Linked DNA regions of Mus musculus: region 1 is linked to region 2. The links are chromatin loops, found by intact Hi-C in ENCODE. Cell type or tissue: heart. All regions are shown on one strand. Links, peaks and the distances in the headings refer to the core of each region. The heading gives the core; the rest is flanking DNA. Region 1 holds the start of Cd47 (CD47 antigen (Rh-related antigen, integrin-associated signal transducer)). Region 2 has its middle 10 kb from the start of Gm16619.

The links. Hi-C counts contacts between places; a loop is a spot of excess contacts. Peaks named below come from ENCODE experiments on the same cell type or tissue, not always from the same donor. Only the 100,000 strongest peaks of a DNase experiment are listed, where the experiment ranks them.
Region 1: a loop joins it to region 2, with 9 times the contacts of the local background. A loop is called at or near these places in 11 of 42 quality-filtered maps.

Annotation. Positions count from the first base shown.
Region 1 is chr16:49,852,410-49,857,787 of GRCm38, reverse strand. It overlaps Cd47 (CD47 antigen (Rh-related antigen, integrin-associated signal transducer)), which reads right to left and starts at 2,127. Exons shown (of 9, transcript NM_001368415.1): 1 at 1,956-2,127. The coding sequence starts at 2,001. It also overlaps Gm4633. In heart, for the core only: a CTCF peak has its summit at 2,596; a DNase peak (open chromatin) is centred at 2,197; H3K4me3 peaks cover 3,144 bases; H3K27ac peaks cover 2,045 bases.
Region 2 is chr16:49,787,620-49,792,997 of GRCm38, reverse strand. No RefSeq gene overlaps it. Among named protein-coding and RNA genes, the nearest start is that of Gm16619, 10 kb to the left of the region's middle. In heart, for the core only: no CTCF peak of the experiment used is centred there; a DNase peak (open chromatin) is centred at 337; H3K27ac peaks cover 1,052 bases.

The DNA.
Region 1 (5,378 bases), core at 56-5,055, 65 kb before region 2:
CCCACCCCACTCCCCCTTTACCACAGAGGTCAGTGAAACTGTGAAGATTACAAGGACATGGCCCCTGGTTACCCATTTCATTATAAATGAAACTGAAAACAGAATCGAACTTCAGCACAAATGAACCTTAAAAATCCGTGACTTTCATCTCATGCTAGATGCTAAATCCAGTCTCCAGGTTCCCTACTGCTTGTGTTCTGAGACTGTTAGCATGCTTTCATGTGTGTTCTTTCGAACCTACATATGATACACAAACAAAAGTCCATCTTATCTTTGACAAACATTATCAATTGCTGATTTACAAACATCTAACGACCCCAAACCATAATGCCTGTATTTTGGGTTTGTTTTTCTTTCCTAGTCAATAGCAAACACAATAAAAATAGTGAAAGTTCTGAATTTTGCAACTCCTTATAGAACCAAATGTACTAACATTGTACAAAATGAGCATTAATGAATGTGATCATAATTATCGCTAACAAAGGCCTACCACAATTCCTATCACCAAAACTACAATTCTAATAATTTTGCTTTTTAGTCTACTTGAGAATTAGGCTTAAAAAAAAACATAATATATGGCTTAGACTTTTCACTCTTCAGACAAACAAGATTCACTGTCCATGGTCTGAATCAGTAGCATTTTATAACAGATTTGTATCTGGCTCAATATGAAAGCTCTCTGATTATACAACAGGTATTTGAAAACAGTGTTATAATGATAACGATGGTAACAAGCACAGTAAAAACGACTAAAATCAGAAAACATCCAATACCAACAATTTAGATAACACAGGTCTTTATTATTATCAGCTACAACACCCAGGATGATTGGGAGAGGGAAGTGGTGGGCAGGGTATTAAGGGCATCTTGGAAATAGATCCCAAACACTGGCCTTTATAAGGCATTGTGAGGTTAACCATCAGTTTAAGGTTCAATTAATTTAGCATCCATCCTAAGACAAATTTAACATTTGCTGTTATCCTGCTGCAAGTCTGTTCCGATTCTTACCAAAAGTTCGCAGAGGAATCTGCAGATATGAAGCTTGCCGGGCGGTATATGGTCACAAAAATTCCTATTCTTCCCTCGGCTTTTTACAAAGGAGGTACGCGTTCATAAACAGCAAAATACTTTACAAAAGAGGAGGTGCATCCCTGGCAATTACTGTCTTTAGACCACTGGCAATATCTGGGCAAATCTTAAAATACGTTTGCTCCAAGGAAGAGGGAAAAAAAAAACTTTAATCTACAATAAGGAATATATTAAAGTGCTGGCAAGGGAGGGGGGTAGCGGGGGTGTCACGAGAAGTGTTTCCAGGAAGCTTGTTTTGAGGATTCAAAACAACAACCACAAAAATACGCGGTCAGAGGGAGGGAAAGAAAAAAAAAGCTTCGATAAAAGCTGGGTGGGAAATAAAACTTGGGTCCACCGTGTTCTCTCTGCTCCAGTGCTTACGCGGTAGGGCAAAAAGCCTTTCTGGTCGACTTCACCAAAATGCGCACTTCATCACAAGAGGCCCGGGCCTCCCACTCTAGTCCTTCAACCCCAAATGCTGCGTGAAAGCTCTGAGAAAGGAGAGGGGTGCAAGAGGAGGGGATGGGGGGGGCGGCAGCTGCCCCCTCGCTTTCTTTGCAGTTGGGGTTTTGCACAGTTGCGGTTGTTCCCAGTTCTTCCTACGTGTGCGCACTGGAGAGTGAGGAGCTTCAGCCCGCTCTCCCCGGGGGGGAAAGGGACTAGGGAAGGAGAGCAGAGGGAGGAGGCAGGGGCGCCGATGCCCCGCCGGGCCCTCCCACAGTGGCGCTCCGGGTGCGCAGGGCCCGCGCATCCCGCCACCCCTCTCCTCTTCTCTCTGCTCTCCTCCGGGCGCCGCCTGGCCGGCGGGGGTGCAGCCCACACTCCTGCGGGGGCGCCTGGGTGCTGCGCACCAGCCTGAGAGCCGGGATCCCCGAGCCACTCACCGCAGCAGCAGGAGCCCAGCAACAGCGCCGCCGCCAAGGGCCACATCTCCGCGCCGCCGGGGGGTCGCCGCCGCAGGTGTCTGGAGCAGCCGCCGCCTCCGCTGCTGCCTTCAAGGGAAACGACCGACCAGCAGCGCCGCAGCAGTGACAGGCAGGAGCGGCCGCCCAGGCTGCCCGGGGGTGCGCGCGCGCGCGTGCTCGCCGCCCCGCGCACGCGCACTCCGCCCCGCCTGGCCGCCTCTGCTCGTTGACGTGACGCCAGCCTCACACCCAGCCCTGGGCAGGCTCCGGCGGAGAGCGCCAAGAATCAGCCTGTCCCCGGGGCTGCGCGGGTTGCACTCTCTGCTCACGGCCCCCGTCCCTCCAGCCAGCTCTCTTCCGGCTTCGTGTCCTGGGCCGGCCTGAAAGACGGGAGCATGGGACACACACGCTCACCGGAACTCACGGCACGCGTCCCTGCGCAGCCCCGCTGCTCTCTACTCCCTCTGGCCAAGCTCGCCCTGGACCTCGGAGCCGCCCAACCTCAGTCCAACTCCTCCTCCCTGCTCTCCCGGTGTAGGCGCTGCTTCTGCTTTCACCATCTTCCCTCCCAAGGCGCGCAGCCCTGGAGCCGCAGGGCTGGGCGGAGAGAGGGCGCTGTGACCAGGTCCTGGCCCCCGAGGAACTCCTTCCCTCTGGCTCCCCCTGGCCCTGATCTCTCCCCGGTCTGACTTGTTCCAGAAGTGGACCTCCTTATCTGTTTTTCTTTCTTTGTTGGCTAATGTTTTCATCCCCCAAGCAGGGTTGGGCAATCAAGTTCCATGCATAATGAGCAGTTTAAAACCACGAAGGAGAAAGGGTGACAGACACAAGGATTGTGGCAGACAGGCCCCGTGTGAGTAAACAGATCCTTGACGCTATCGGCAATATTGGGAAACTGGCTTATGTCTGCATCCTTGTGTAGACCTCTGACCTGTTTGAGTTCAGTTCTTGAATAGGTTTAAAAGTGTAGCTCTAAGCCACTCTCTTCACCCTGAGGCAAAGGTCCTTTGACTAAAAGGACTTGATCTCTGTAATAATGGGTGCCCATTCTGGGTGATATTCTCTGAGCTGAGCTAAAAGACTATCACACTATTTATTGCACTTCTTAAAGTCTTCTACCCCATTTCCTTCTCAATAGCCAGTGTAGCAGCAATCCAATTCAGGATAAAACTTGCCACTGTCTATGATGCTGTGACAGTGTCCTTATTTCATGATTATTTTCCTAAGGAAATAACCACTCCCTCCCAGATAGGGTACCAACAACAAACTAAAGTAGGATTCCACCGAAGTCAGTCTTGGACCAAAAGGTTTCTTGAGCTTGCTATAAGTTACTTCCCACCCAGCAGCGCAGAAGATCTGAAAGCAACCACACCTAAAAATTTCACCGCAGCATGAATTCCCCGTTCTTTTGATACCCTTCTATAGTCGGCATACTCTAGCACCTACTTAGGGGTGTCTGAGAGGTGCAAGAGGAAGTAGCTAGAATCTCAAGTAAGGGTTCAATGACCCTCCTGTCACTCTCCTTCCTGGAGGAAAGATCCACAGTCAGCACATCCTATCTTGAGAGTCACAAGTAGTCACCACTGTTCTGAGGAACATGATTGCTGTTACGCTCAGAGAATAGCACTCAACAAACATCCCTTAGTATACAACTGTGTGTGTGTCTGTGTGTCAGAGAAAGAGAGAGAGAGAGAGAGAGAGAGAGAGAGAGAGAGAGAGAGAGAGAGATTTCCTCCACATTATCAATTCTTTAAACCCCAAAAGTTCCCTTTCCCCCCCACCCCCATTGATCTAGATGATGTGTTAATGTGACTTAAGAGTTCTGATGGTTAAGGTTTTCAATGGCAGACCAGATACCCTCCGACTATCAAAGGAACCGGTTAATGCTGATATGGATACAAAACAATGACCGCTCACCAGACCTTGAGCGTTAGGGACATTGTGTATCAGAGAGCAGCTGCTCGGCTAAAAAAGGCTGTCAGCTGTTCCTGGATGCAGCTAACCCTGTAAAGCTGACTACTGACTGGAAAACACTGTGCCCAACCTGCAGAGGTGGAGATCCAGTGATGCTCTGTGTTATGCTGGGAGCTACGGGGGCCATATGATTGTCTTCTTGTGCAGAAAATGGAATGGGCATAAGTTGGTTGGATGAGAAGTCAAGAGGGTGGTAACTGTTCTCTCGGGCATTTGAGATGGGGCGTGAGGTTGAGTCTATCCCAGAAAAGTTCTATAGCAATTTCTGCAGAGTTGATAACTTCTCTCTGAGAGAACCTTAAACTCCAAGTCCAGAACCTAAAGTCCTTAGAAGTTCTCTTCCAATTGATCCAAACATTTTTATCCAGACTTTGAGCTTGGCATGAGAGAGGAGGGGATAGGTGCACATTAGATATTTTGAACACAGGTAGCACACATTAACTATGTTAATTAAGAGTCTCCACACAAGCTGTGGGTAGGGTGTTGTGCCCAGTTCAGATAAGGAAACAGAAGAGGTACCATGGGCCTGGAGTTACTTATTCTGGTGTTCTCTGGAGCTCTCACCTGGGCCCTTTCCTTGAGTTTTCATCAGACGTGTGGTTTCCCCTGAATCACTTCTGACCTTAGAGTGGAGGAATATGGAGTTACAAGCTCAGAGAAGTCGGTATCTATGATAAGACACGTAGTTACCCCATAGCCTTCCTTCTCAATTCATGACTAGTTCCTCTTTCATGGTTAGCCTCATACTAACTTTCCTTTTCCTCCCAATCTTACATCTGCTTCTGACCATATCTAAAATCTTATATAGATACAGCAATATACTTACTCTTGATGCTTCTGGTTACTTATATGTCCATGATATATGTGGGTGTTTCATGTTCATGCATGTACTGGTACAAGGGCACATGTTTGTGCTTATATGTAGAGACTAAAGAATTACTTTGTGTATCATTTCTCTGAAAGTGTCTATACCTTTTTAAAAAAAAAAAAACAGTTTAAAGAATAAATGTCTTCCCAGACATTCTGGTTAGCTTTCAAATGAAGATCATATTTTAAAATACTTCTGGCCCAGAATTTGCCATATAGGCTAGGCTGACTAGTCAGTGAATTCCATGGATCTGCCTGTCTCCTCTTCCTCAATGTTAGGATTCCAAGACACCATAAAAAGTGTGCTTACAGATAATCACTAGAACAACCACAAATGTTAAATATTCAGGGTTGTCTCTTCAAAGGAATCTATACTGCTTCCCACACCCAGAGGCCTGGGAGTGGAGGTAGCTAGTAGCTTATGTGACTGCTGCTGCATTATCTGTAGGGCTAGGCCATTCCCGGTTCCCCCAAATTCCCACAATCAGGGCCTGAGGAAGCTAGTAGTCTAGATGGCCTCTGCACTATTTGTCTGACCAAAACCATACTTCACAGATCTGC
Region 2 (5,378 bases), core at 278-5,277:
AGGGGGCACAGGCTAAGGTTGGGGTTACAGGTCGTGTATTACATCTCCAAGTGCCTATATAATTACACTGTGGTGGTTTTTAGTTGAAAGCTTGTAGATCATAAATAGAGGACTCGTTTACTGGTTCTTGTGAAGCATTGTGGGAAGGAGGACACACGGGTGCTGGCACATGCTCCTGCCAAGCATAGGATAACGAACTTTTATGCAGAGGTTTCAGTCACACAAGAGCTACGATACGGAAGGGTCCAAGAGACAACCCGAAGGACGTCAGAATGGGAAAATTTCCAGGCAAACTCGTTTTGGCACACAACAACTGTAGACACTTCGTCAGAGTTTTAAAAGCCACTTCCTCCTTACACTTCACTTCCACTCTGGAAGCCCAGCTGGGCATTTTCCCTGCTGAGTGGGAGGGTAAAGCAGAGCTCAAGATTAGCTCAGGCTTTAGGCAAAACTGTAATGTAGGTTGTGCCCTGTGTGTTGTTTCTGTGCTTTGACCTGTCTGCACCACCAGGCACGTCACCTCTCCTGATAAACCTACCCCACAGAAATAGCTCCCTGCTCTTTAAACAGAGCCCCCGGTATGATTTCTCTCTTTCTCTTGGTGCCATCTAGAAAGTAATGATTCTAATATTTACTTAACTCAGGACCTTGACTTATGGACATTAATGTGTGCTAATATTTCTAGAGTTCCTGTCTTCTAATAGCATTTCTTGAAAATGGTATTTATTTTTTAAAAGATAAATAAACCCAAGATGAGATTGATGGAAAATATTTGTTCCTCTAGGAAGATTCACAACCCCCCCCACCCCACCCCACCCCATCTCCTGGGTTAGAGGCTGCCACCAAAGCTGGCCGGTGAGTGTATCCTGTCAGGCACTTGCCACCCGTCAATGAGATCACTTGGGAAACTGTCCCCTCTTCTAGTTCAGTGGTGAGCCCTGTGTGCAGCCTCATGTGTATTAATGTACACATACCATTATACACTAATTCACGATGGTTAGCTCTTTGATCGATTGCTGAAAGGATCTTAGTAAATACTTTTGAAAAACATGAGAACAATGTTAAAGATCTCAGGAACTATAGGAATATGATGGGTTAGGAGAAAGCCAGATAGCAATTAAAGGCCAGATGGCGTTTCCTGATGTCTCCTACTTAGTTATTTTAGAAGCCTCAAAAGTCTTGCTGATGGACTTCTGAAATTACTGCTCGAAAATAAGAGATTCCAAGAATCCCTTAAGTGTGTCTGAAGTTCTCTCAGCATCAGAGGTAGATGATTAAGGAACATAACCTTGATCTGTTCTGGACATAAGCACTTTCAATACACAGAAAATATTCCTCAAGCGCTCTGGCGTCTCTGTTTTATCCAGTGACAGGGTCTGTGCTTTATAAGTTGAAATAATACTTTTTACCAAAAATGGTGCATAAAACAGAAACAAAAATAAAATATCCCCATGGCCACAACCATCGCCCAAGTCTTCAAGAAGGAAAAGCCAGAGAAAAGCATTTCAGTGGTACCTTAGGAATACAAAATATAGGAGTTTTGGCTCAGTGTACTATAGGTACTATCCCACTGTAAGGACAGTGGTAGGGCTCAGAGAGTTAGGTGAACTTGGAGGAAGTAGATTAGAATACGAGTGGATAAAAACTCAGCCTTCCAGAGCATGGAGGGTAGGCTTGTGGGTTAACACAAGAAGGAAAGGAAACCTGTCCTCTACCAAAGAGGATGCTGTTGACCACTCCCAAGGAGTCCTGGGGAATTCCTAGTGAGGTTTGCAGTTTGTGCAGAGCGTCTCTCCGTAACAGAGGTCAGCAGTGTAAGTGTAGCTAAGGTCTGTGTTGCTAAGTAAATTCCCTTCAGTCACTTTCTGTCCCCACCCTTGTTTTTTTCTTCCTTTTTATCACTTCCTCTATCTTTTTCTCTCTTTGGCTTCTCTCTTGGCTTTTCCAGTGCTTCAGTTGATAACTATCTACGGAAGTGGTATACTACAAATAACATAGTGCATAAAACCAGTCAAAACCTCTTAACGGTAACTCTCTTTCAGTACATGCTTCACACATACACTGTGCAGCCTGCTTTCATGTCAGCTTGACACAGCGAGAGTCATCTGAAAGAAGGGAGCCTCAATTGAGAAAAATTGTTCCATAAGCTCCATCTCGGTAAACAAGGCTGGAGGGAGTTTTCTTATTTAGTGATTGATGGCAGAGGGTCCAACCTATTGTGTGTGTTCAACTCATGGACCAGTGATCTTGCTATGGGGATGGAAGGGATCAGGATGAGCAAGCCATGAGGGACAAGCCAGTAAATAGCACTCCTTCATGGCTTCTTCACCAGTGCGCTCACCTTTGGGTTCCTGCCCTGCCTGAGTTCCTGCCCCGACTTCCCTTGATGATGGACTATGAAGAGGAAGTAAATAAATAAATAAATGTATAAATTTTAAAAAATAATAAAAAGGAAATAAACTCTTTTCTTCCAAAGTGATTTATGTTCATAACATTTTTTATTTTATTTTATTTTTTATGTTTTATTTTTTTGGTTTTTCGAGACAGGGTTTCTCTGTGTAGCTCTGGCTGTCCTGGAACTCACTCTGTAGACCAGGCTGGCCTCAAACTCAGAAATTTGCCTGCCTCTGCCTCCCAAGTGCTGGGATTAAAGGTGTGCGCCACCATGCCTGGCCCAGCATTTTAACACAATAGAAACCCTAATACACACACACACACACACACACACACACACATACACACACACACACACAGATACACCAATCACTTAATTTCCCCTAAGACTTTTACACTCTAGTAATTTCATGTCCGTGTCATTAGAATTAGTAAACAAATTCAGGTTAATCGATCTGACAGTGAAAAATTACTAGAATACAGAGCATGAATTTTAAGTTACACAGTCTGGTTTCAGAGCCTGTACCCCTTTTTTTCTTTTATATCTTGGGAGATAACAGAAACAAAGTAGGTAAAAAACAAATTATTTTTGTGGTGCCAGGGAGTGGAACCCAGGCCTTGATACATGCTAGGCAGAAACTCTACTGGTAAGTCTCATACCCAGCATTCAATGGTGTATTTATTGTTTGCCTTGGATCATAATGACACAATGTTTTCATTATGGTGCACACGTCTCTGCTTGCCTGAGAGCATTGGCGTTAAAACTATAAGATATGCATGAGAAGCCAAAAGCTAAGCATGCAAAGATTTCCATACCAAGCAGCTTCATGCTGCATTTCTTACACTGGTCTGGGCTGTAGACAGAATGCCTACATTTCTGGTCTGGATAGGTCATCCATCCATTGTCAGCATTCTTGAACTGGACTCTAGGTCCCAAGGATTTGGCCTGTTCCTCTACCCTGACATACTTCATGGCTATCTGTGGGCCACTAGCAGCCTGCTTTAGGAACCACTTCAGATCATTTCGCTTCTTTGTCTCCATCTTTGACTTACTCTGAGACCCAGAAGAGGATGAGACGACTGATTAGTATTCTTACTTACAACCCTTAACGTTGATGGGACTAATTGATGAACCAGTAATTTAGAATCCCCATGCATGAGTCAGGCACATTGGCACATGCATATTATCCTAGCACTTGGAAAGCTGAGACAGGAGGATTACCACAAGTTTGAGCCTACTTTTGGCTACATACCATGTACTAGGATTGCCAGGCTACATAACTACATAGCATGATGTTATTTAATAATAATAATAATAATAATAATAACAACAACAACAACAACAGATCAACAAGAAAGAAGACTACATATATGTAAAAGCTATCAAGTCCTTAGAGGTTCACTTAAAAAGGAGATATACAAGGCATTGCTCTGAGAAAGTCTTTGGGAGTGGCAAATAGAAAGTAAAAACATTCTACTCTTTAAAAAACTGATCACAACCCCTTCATTCTGCACAGCACATGATTTAACAGGTGTGTGATTTATTCATTTATTCACAGACTCTCTGAGTAACCATTCCATCACTGCACTATTGTCTGCAGAGCAAAACACATTTACAGCAAACTGCATCAGCTTCATAGAGAAGATGAATTAGCCAATCTCTAGAAATCCTTTGTTTCCCAAAGAAAAAGAAGGTTCACAACACCAAGACAGTGACCCTAAAAAAAGAATTAAACTTTACCTTAGTAAAGTCCTGCCCATTCTAGAACTCTGGGTCATCCATATATCCCACTATAAACAGTGCTTGATGTGAAAGAGAATAAAGTAAAGGCAGTATGTTACTTCTGTTAAAATAGAAGACTGTCTCCAAATGTAACCAACATCACCAGGGCCCTTCTTGGACAAGGCACAGTTGCCTTTCTCAGGTAACTCTTCTGTTTTCTGGGGGCTGGGGGTGTCATTGTTGTGTTTACTTTTGTTGTTGAGGTCTTTTAGAAGTTATACAAGCCTGTCCCAAGTTGCCTGAGCTCCATCTCTGGAATTAGCTTTTCCCTGGTAGATGGGTGTAGTGGCTATTCCTGGTTGTCAACTTGACAATATTTGGAATGAACTACAATCCGGAATTGGAAGGCTCACCAGTGACCCTTATCTGGAGGCTTGGAGATCCTTATCTGGATCTTGGTTTGAAGATCTTGAGCCACAGTGGCTATGGATTCCAGAAGATTGAATCTCCCAGTTTAAGGAACACACCTTTAATCTGGGCTACACCTTTCATCTGGGATTAAAGGTGTGGTGGAACATACCTTTAATCTGGGCTACACCTTCTGCTGGAGACAATATAAGGACATTGGAAGAAGGGAGCTCTAGCTCGAGCTCTTGCTCCTTCGCCTGCTTGCTGCGTGAGACTGAGTAACTGCTAGATCCTTGGACTTCCATTCACAGCTGCGACTGAACAATTGTTGGGAATTGGGCTGCCGACTGTAAGTCATCAATAAATTCCTTTACTATTTAGAGACTATTCATAAGTTCTGTGACTCTAGAGAACCCTGACTAATACAATGGGCAACTAGGCATGTTTTCCAGGTACGTTGGACACTGGTGTACAGCCATAGGAATTAGGTTCCACTGGTTTTCCTTGCATTGCTTAAGGAATAACCCTACACTCCCCTGTGAAATGTGCCCTGCTGACCCTGTGCTCAGCGTATTGCCCAATCGTGCACCAACACAGAAAAACAAGCACTTGTTAGGTCTTCGTTTTGCCCCTCAGCCCCATGATCCAAGAAATAAAACTTTGACTCAGATTATATTCATAAATACCTGGGTCATACAGCGAGGCTCTGCTTTGACTAGATCATAACTAAATATACCCATTTAGTTCAACCTACATTTTGCTGTGTGGCTGGTTACCTGTGCTCAGGTACTATGTGTCCATCTCTTTACCTCTTTTTGGGCTTCTCCCTTCTCTTCATCTCCCTGAATTCTTT